Linked DNA regions of Homo sapiens: region 1 is linked to region 2. A link is a loop called in an ENCODE intact Hi-C map of the cell type or tissue named here. Cell type or tissue: heart left ventricle. All regions are shown on one strand.

Region 1 (4,000 bases), 55 kb before region 2:
GAGTAGCTGGGACTACAGGCACCCACCACCATGCCCGGCTAATTTTTTGTATTTTTAGTAGAGACAGGGTTTCACTGTGTTAGCCAGGATGGTCTCGATCTCCTGACCTCGTGATCCGCCCGCCTCAGCCTCCCAAAGTGCTGGGATTACAGGCGTGAGCCACTGTGCCCAGGCCTCAGCTGTGTCCAATCTTTAACATGACCTGTAATACTTGGCACCACCTTGTCTTTCCTACATTTTCTTTAACTCTCCCTCCTTCTCTATGCTTCAGACATCCTTGTGTTCTGTCAGTTTCAAAAACAGCTAGCTCTTTCAGAATCTTCACTATGGTGTCCTTCTTCCTGGAAAGTTCCACTGGATTTACCTAAATCCTTTCCCTCAGCCTGGCTAACTCCTTCAAGCCAAGTCTGTCTTTTAATGCAAAGATGCATGTGACTCTAAGAATGGCACACAACAGATGCTCAATTAATGTGTCAATATTGTTATGTACCTAAGGGAAGAGATGCCGAGAAAAATACTCTAAACAGCCACTATCACTAAGCAGTAGGGTATGAAGTGATTTTTACATTCTTTTACCCTTCAAGATGTTTTAATTTTTACAACAAATATACATTTTTTTTTTTTGAGACAGAGTCTCGCTCTGTTGCCCAGGCTGGAGTGCAGTGGCGTGATCTTGGCTCACTGCAAGCTCCACCTCCTAGGTTCATGCCATTCTCCTGCCTCAGCCTCCTGAGTAGCTGGGACTACAGGCGCCCGCCACCACGCCTGGCTGATTTTTTGTATTTTTAGTAGAGACAGGGTTTCACTGTGTTAGCCAGGATGGTCTCAATCTCCTGACCTCGTGATCTGCCCGCCTTGGCCTCCCAAAGTGCTGGGATTACAGGTGTAAGCCACTGCGCCTGGCCAACATCATTTCTACAAATGCTACAAATGAATAAATGTACTTTGAAAAACTAAATAAAAATCTAGTCCCTTCCCACACAGATCCCATCCGCATTGCATTATGTGTGCTGAAAAATACTGGTTTTATTTTATTTAAATCATTTTAATTTTTCACTAAGACAGACTGATAAGGCAAATTCTTTTTTGTTTTGTTTTTTGAGAGAGTTTCACTCTTGTCACCCAGGCTGGAGTGCAATGGCATGATCTTGGCTCACTGCAACCTCCACCTCCCAGGTTGAATCAATTCTCTTGTCTCAGCCTCCCAAGTAGCTGGGATTACAGGCAACCACCACCATGCTCAACTAATTTTTTGTATTTAGTAGAGCCAGGGTTTCACCATATTGGCCAGGCTGGTCTCGAACTCCTGACCTCAGGTGATCCGCCTGCCTCGGCCTTCCAAAGTGCTGGGATTACAGGCGTAAGCCACTGCACTCGGCCTTTTTTTTTTTCTTGAGATGGAGTCTCACTCTGTCGCCCAGGTTGGTGCGCCCTGGAGTGGTCTCGGCTCACTGCAACCTCTGCCTCAAGGGTTCAAGCCATTCTCCTGCCTCAGCCTCCCGAGTAGCTGGGATTACAGGCACGTGTCACCACACCCAACTAATTTTGTATTTTTAGTAGAGACGGAGTTTCGCCATGTTGATCAGCTGGTCTCGAACTCCTGACCTCAGGTGATCCGCCCGCCTCGGCCTCCCAAAGTGTTGGGATTACAAGCGTAAACCACCATGCCTGCCTAATAAGGCAAATTATTAAAAAAAAAAAAACATTCTACATGGCTGGGAGTGGTGGCTCACACCTGTAATCCCAGCACTTTGGGAGGCTGAGGCGGGTGGATCACTTGTGGTCAGAAGTTTGAGACCAACCTGACCAATATGGTGAAACCCCGTCTCTACTGAAATTACAAAAATTAGCCAGGCGTGGTGGCGTGTGCCTGTAGTCCCAGCTACTCGGGAGGCTGAGGCAGCAGAATTACTTGAACCCAGGAGGCGGGGGTTGCAGTGAGCCGAGATCGTACCACTACACTCCAGCCTGGGTGACAGAGCAAGACACTGACTCAAAAAAAAAAAAAAAAAAATCTACATACTCTATTGTAAAGTACTGGGAGGTGTTTAAGCTACCCATATAGTAAATATGGTAAACTCTTTTGAGACCAGCCTGGCCAACATGATGAAACCCCATCTCTACTAAAAATACAAAAATTAGCCAGGCATGGTGGTGGACACCTGTAATCCCAGCTATTTGGGAGGCTGAGACAGAATTGCTTGAACCTGGGAGGCAGAGGTTGCAGTGAGCCGAGATCACGCCACTGCACTCCAGCCTGGGCGACAGAGTGAGACTCCATCTCAAAAAAAAAAAAAAGTAATTATAAAATATTTACTCCCAGATAATTTGAGTTATTCTGAAATCCTTTGCCAGACATATAACTATTATTTGTCTTCAGATATAGTAAAAACTATTCAAAGGAACACTACTTGTATAAATTATGTATCCTATGGTCAAATCATGTCCCCTGATAGACATCTATGACTGTAACCCAGAAAGGTCATTTTAGTAATAAATGCCAACTGGGCGGGGGTGGGGGAAGCATGACTGAATTTCAAATATGCCAAGTGACTGTCATAATGTCCTAGTCTATGTCTGATACATGAAATCTAAGTGGAGATTATCTATTCATCACACTACAATGATCCCTCTGCCAAGACCTCTATTAAAATTGACACTCGGAAGCGGCAACTCATGTACAGACACAATTTCCTCTGAGGACGTACAAACTGATTTCCACACCGTGTTGCGGCCATGGGAATTCAGGTGTGTTTGGGGTCTTTAATCCAAAAAGACAGAAAGTAGAATGCAAGCATTCCTAAACATTCCTCTTAGCCTGCTGACCAAGGAGAAAATGCTGTTGTTACCAGCAGTTACTGGAGTTTATTCTTCCAGTCCTCTTTGACAATACATTTCATCATTTTAACTTCTTGTGATGCAATTCCATTTACAAACCCATAAAGCGTAAGATCAGGCAAAGCCATCTGCTAAAAGAGTAGATTCAATAATAATTGCCTTGTTGTTTCTACAAGATATTTTAAGATTTAATTAGTTTGGTATCAAATACTATTTCTCAGTCACATAAAACAGCCTCATTTATGCAGCTAAAGTTGTGCATGCATGCAAATATTTTCATGTGTGCATAACTACTACTTTCTTCTTTCAGGTTGGATTTTTTAGTTACTTTTGAAATTAAGGGCTACCCATTGTCAATTAAAAGAGGCAATACAGGGCGGGGCATGGTAGCTCATGCCTGTAATCCCAGCACTTTGGGAGGCCAAGGCGGGTGGATCACCTGAGGTCAGGAGTTCGAGATCAGCCTGGCCAACATGGTGAAACCCCGTCTCTACTAAAAATACAAAAATTAGCTGGGCGTGGTGGCGGCTGCCTGTAATCCCAGCTACTCAGGAGAATCACTTGAACCCAGGAGGCAGATGTTACAGTGAGCTGAGATCACACCACTGCACTCCAGCCTGGACAACAGAGAGAGACTCCATTCCCCACACCGCCCCGCCCCCCCCCAAAAAAAGGAAATACAAATCTAATTGTCACCTAAACGAGCCAGAAGGTAGAATCAATTATGGGTAGTGAGCTGATTTAGCTAAAGACAAAAAAAGACATTTTAAAATGTTATACTCCGTATAAAGCAGCAAACCCCATTTACAGCCTTTAGTAGTTTATTTTAGGATGCTCAGAAAACATTAAAAATTGATATAGCCCTGTTTGGGTCAAAAACTGTACATAACCAGATCGAGGTCCAAGAGACTATGATGTATTTCTTGGCTTCTCTCAAGATCTCTGGGTCCCCTAAAGCAGATTTGACTTTCCAGGAGGTTCAACTATATAGAACAATTCTTGAATCATTTTGAGTAATTTGGAATCAGACTACTTTACAAGTTCCTACAGTACAGACCCTGTCCTCATCTAAGAGGTTGAAGGTTCATGGACTGCGTTAACACTTTTGTCAAGGTTACATCTAACAGGACTATATCCGTTGGCTATAAAATGCCAAGAACTG
Region 2 (4,000 bases):
GTCTATAATCCCAGTTATTCAGGAGGCTGAGGCAGGAGAATTGCTTAAACCTGGGAGGTAGAGGTTGCAGTGAACCAAGATCACGCCACTGTGCCAAGATCACGCCACTGCGCTCCAGCCTGGGTGACAGAGCGAGAGATTCCATCTCAAAAAAAAAAAAAAAAAAAAAAAAAAGAGGTTTGATCTCAAAAGTAATCAGGGAAATGCAAATTAAAGCCAGACGTCTACCCAGTTGAGTACAACATGAAAACAAACAGAAACCAACCTGGGGAGAAAAATGAATATGAAAAAAGTATAACCCAGTATACATATTTTTTCTTTAAAAAATAATAGAGATGATGTTTCACCATATTCCCCAGGCTGGTCTTGAACTCCTGGGCTCAAGCGATCCACCCACCTCAGCCTCCCAAAGTGCTGGGGTTATAGGCATGAGCCATCAAGCCCAGCCTAACCCAGGATTTTTTAAGGGGCAAATATGTGAATAAGCATTTCACAAAGACAAAATCCAAATAGTGGTATTCAGCAAAAATCTTGACTCTAAGGGATGTGAACAAGTTCACCATTCTTCATTTCTAGGAGGAAGTAATTCATTCTATAAGTATTAATTAATTTGAAGATTTTTGAGTCTCAGAACTTGAACTCTCATGACTTTCAAAATTATAAGCTTCATAATAGTAGGGACTGTAGTTGTTTTGTTCAGGGCTAGAATAGTGACTGGCACTATCACACACACCAAAAAACAGTTAAATACATAAATGAAAAGAAGTATGAAACTACAACTATTTCAGTGTGAATTACCTTCCTGTGTTCTGACACCAGGAGCCTCAGCTGCATTTCAATTTCATTACTTGTTACTGACGCGTCAATTGTGGATGCACACAGAGGTGGAAAGGGAGGAAGGGATGTTGTAGCTCCAGGAGCACACACAGATTTAATTGCTTCCTCACTCATGGGTTTCCATTTGGATTCATCGTTCAAATCAAATACACAGGTTTCTACTGCATCAGAGGGTTGACAATTTCCCAGGAACATCTGATGGTTGAAAACACAACCAATTGTTCGATATGGGTACAGTGGTTTGGGCTGTTCAGCAACTGGAGGTTCATCAGGATTGGTAGGTTTATGGATGTACCTAAAAAAATTAAATAATTTTATATATGAGAACTTAAAAATTAAAAAGGCAGCATCTTACTGAGAAAATTATTCTAACACTTAAGGCCATAACTACTTCTCAGAACTACAGTTTAATACTTGTTTTTCTTTTTTATATTTCCACAATTTGATTACTCTGTATTAATTGTATGGTACGTCTTTACAATATTGAAACCAACTCTGTTAACAACAGAATACATTCTATGTATACTGTTAAGATCAAAGGCCGGATGCGGTAGTCCCAGCACTTTGGGAGGCCGAGGCAGGGGGATCACCTGAGGTCAAGAGTTCGAGACTAACCTGACCAACATGGTGAAACCCCGTCTCTGCTAAAAATACAAAAATTAGCTGGGCATGGGAGCACGTGCCTGTAGTCCCAGCTACTCGGGAGGCTAAGCCAGGAGAATTGCTTGAACCCGGGAGGCGGAGGCTGCAGTGAGCCGTCCAGCCTGAGCAACAAGGGCGAAACTCCATCTCCAAGAAAAAAAAATAAAAATAAAAAAAGTTTGCCTCAGATAACATAATTAAAATAATTTGGTTATGCATTTTTAGGCACAACTAACCAAAACATTATTAGGCATGATTATCAACCAGGGAGAAAGAGGACTCGGGAATGAAAAGAGGGCCCAGGGCTGGGCCTCTAGAACACACACATTTAAAGACAAGATGAAGGAAAAACTAAGAACAGCCAGAGAGGAATAATAAATATTGAAAGACAATGATAAAAAAGAAGCTAAGGAAAGAGAATGTTCCATGAAGAAAGAAGTGAGACAGCCAGGTGGAAAGGGGTCCCCAGAGAAACTCCAACCAGCCTGTGCACTGGGAGGAGTGCACACTGGGGAGAAGCCACAGAAGTTCGAGCAATTTGCAGTGGGGAGGAGCTTGGCCCCTCCTCTTCCTGAGTGGAAGCTGGAATTCAATCTGCGAGGCAGGAAGCACACTAGCAGGCAGGAAGCACACTAGCAGGCACGAAGCACACTAGCAGGCACTCTGGCTTTGTGGAGCGTCCGTTTCCCAGTGTTTTTCCTTTTTGTTCAATAAATTCCATTTTTCTCCCCCTTCAAATTGCCTGCGAGCCTAATTTTTCGTGGCCATGTGACAAGGACTCAGCTCTTAGCTGAACTAAGGAAGAAGTCCTACAACAGAAGTACTCAGCTGTTTCAAAATCTAATGACAGGCTAAAGTACTTTAAAAAATGTGTCCAGTGGATTTGCCAACGTGGAGATGGTAACCACATCAAATTTTAAAAAGAAATCATCATTTACAACTTGAACTTATTTTCAGACTTAGGTATGATCATCAGAAAAAAACATATGCCAGCCAGGTGTGGTGGCTCATGCCTATAATCTCAGCACTTTGGAAGGCCGTGGCAGGTAGACTGCTTGAGCCCAGGAGTTCAAGACCAGCCTAGACAACACAGCAAAAGCTCATCCCTACAAAAAAATTAGCTAGGCATGGCTGTGCACACCTGCAGTCCCAGCTACGCAAGAGGCTGAGGTAGGAGGACCACCAGAACCCAGGAGGGGGAGGCTGCAGTGGGCTGTGACTGTGCCACTGCACTCCAGCCTGAGCAACAGAATGAGACACTGCAAAAAAAAAAAAAGAGAAAACTGAAAAAAAAATATGCTAATCATACAAAACTAGTAAACATAATTTACTGTTTACCAACATCATGTTGGTAAAGAATATTTGAGGTAAAAGTTTTCTTAGAGTTCATTTACTTGGCTGCCATAATTGAAGTACTTTTTTACATAATCACTGAAAAGGCTCTAACTAAAATCATCAACACGTACCTTCAAGTACCATCAATATGGACAAAAAACCCTTATAATTTAAAATACTTATAACTTAAGCCGGACACAGTGGCTCACGCCTGTAATCCCAGCACTTTGGGAGGCTGAGGTAGGTGGATCACCTAAGGTCAGGAGTTCGAGACCAGCCTGGCTAACATGGTGAAAACTTGTCTCTACTAAAAATACAAAAATCAGCCAGGTGCGGTGGCACATGCCTGTAATCCCAGCTACTTGGGAGGCTGAGACAGGAGAATCGGCTTGAACCTGGGAGGTGGAGGTTGCAGTGAGCTGAGATTGTGCCAGTGCACTCCAGCCTGGGCGACAGAGCGAGACTCCATCTCAAAAAAAAAAAAAAAAAAAAACTTATAACTTCATTTTAATATCCTTATAAACTTAGTAAACTAACCTGTGTCCTGTTAAACTCTCCCAAAAAGTGATGGCCCCATCAGTTCCACAAGTCATAACCCATGCATGAGGTACTCCTTTTGCCTTGGTCCCAACACAAACAAAGGCTTCTAATCCATATCCAAGAAGAAGGCTGCACAGAAGGTTAGCGTGATCTTCACAGTCACCCTGGAAGATAAATTAAAATGAAGTATTCATTCTTCCATATTATTTCCTCATTACATACTTAAATACTAAATTATAATAAAAATTTATTGGCTGGGCACAGTGGCTCACGCCTGTAATCCCAACACTTTGGGAGGCCAAGGCGGGTGGATCACATGACGTCAGGAGTTCAAGACCAGCCTGGCCAACATAAGGAAACTCTGTCTCTACTAAAAATACAAAAATTAGCCGGGTGTGGTAGCACACACCATTAGTCCCAGCTACTCAGGAGGCGAGGCAAGAGAATCACGTGAACTTGGGAGGCGGAGGTTGCAGTGAGCTACAATCGCGCCACTGCATTCCAGCCTCAGCAACAGAGTAAGACTCTGTTTCCAAAAAAAAAAAAAAATGTTTATAAAGAACTCACACAACACAGAAAGAAAAGTAGAACATTTTTTTTTTTTTTTTTTTTTGAGACAGGGTCTTCCTCTGTCACCCAGGCTGGT

The links. Peaks named below come from ENCODE experiments on the same cell type or tissue, not always from the same donor. Only the 100,000 strongest peaks of a DNase experiment are listed, where the experiment ranks them.
Region 1: a loop joins it to region 2, with 4 times the contacts of the local background. A loop is called at or near these places in 1 of 110 quality-filtered maps.

What each region holds. Positions count from the first base shown.
Region 1 is chr18:12,622,548-12,626,547 of GRCh38, forward strand. All of the region lies in intron 2 of SPIRE1 (spire type actin nucleation factor 1), which reads right to left. Among named protein-coding and RNA genes, the nearest start is that of SPIRE1, 34 kb to the right of the region's middle. In heart left ventricle, no CTCF peak of the experiment used is centred here; no DNase peak of the experiment used is centred here.
Region 2 is chr18:12,677,311-12,681,310 of GRCh38, forward strand. CEP76 (centrosomal protein 76) reads right to left here. Exons shown (of 12, transcript NM_024899.4): 9 at 3,352-3,518; 10 at 799-1,132. It also overlaps a transcript of PSMG2 not described here. Among named protein-coding and RNA genes, the nearest start is that of SPIRE1, 21 kb to the left of the region's middle. In heart left ventricle, no CTCF peak of the experiment used is centred here; a DNase peak (open chromatin) is centred at 2,071; H3K4me3 peaks cover 401 bases; H3K27ac peaks cover 1,301 bases.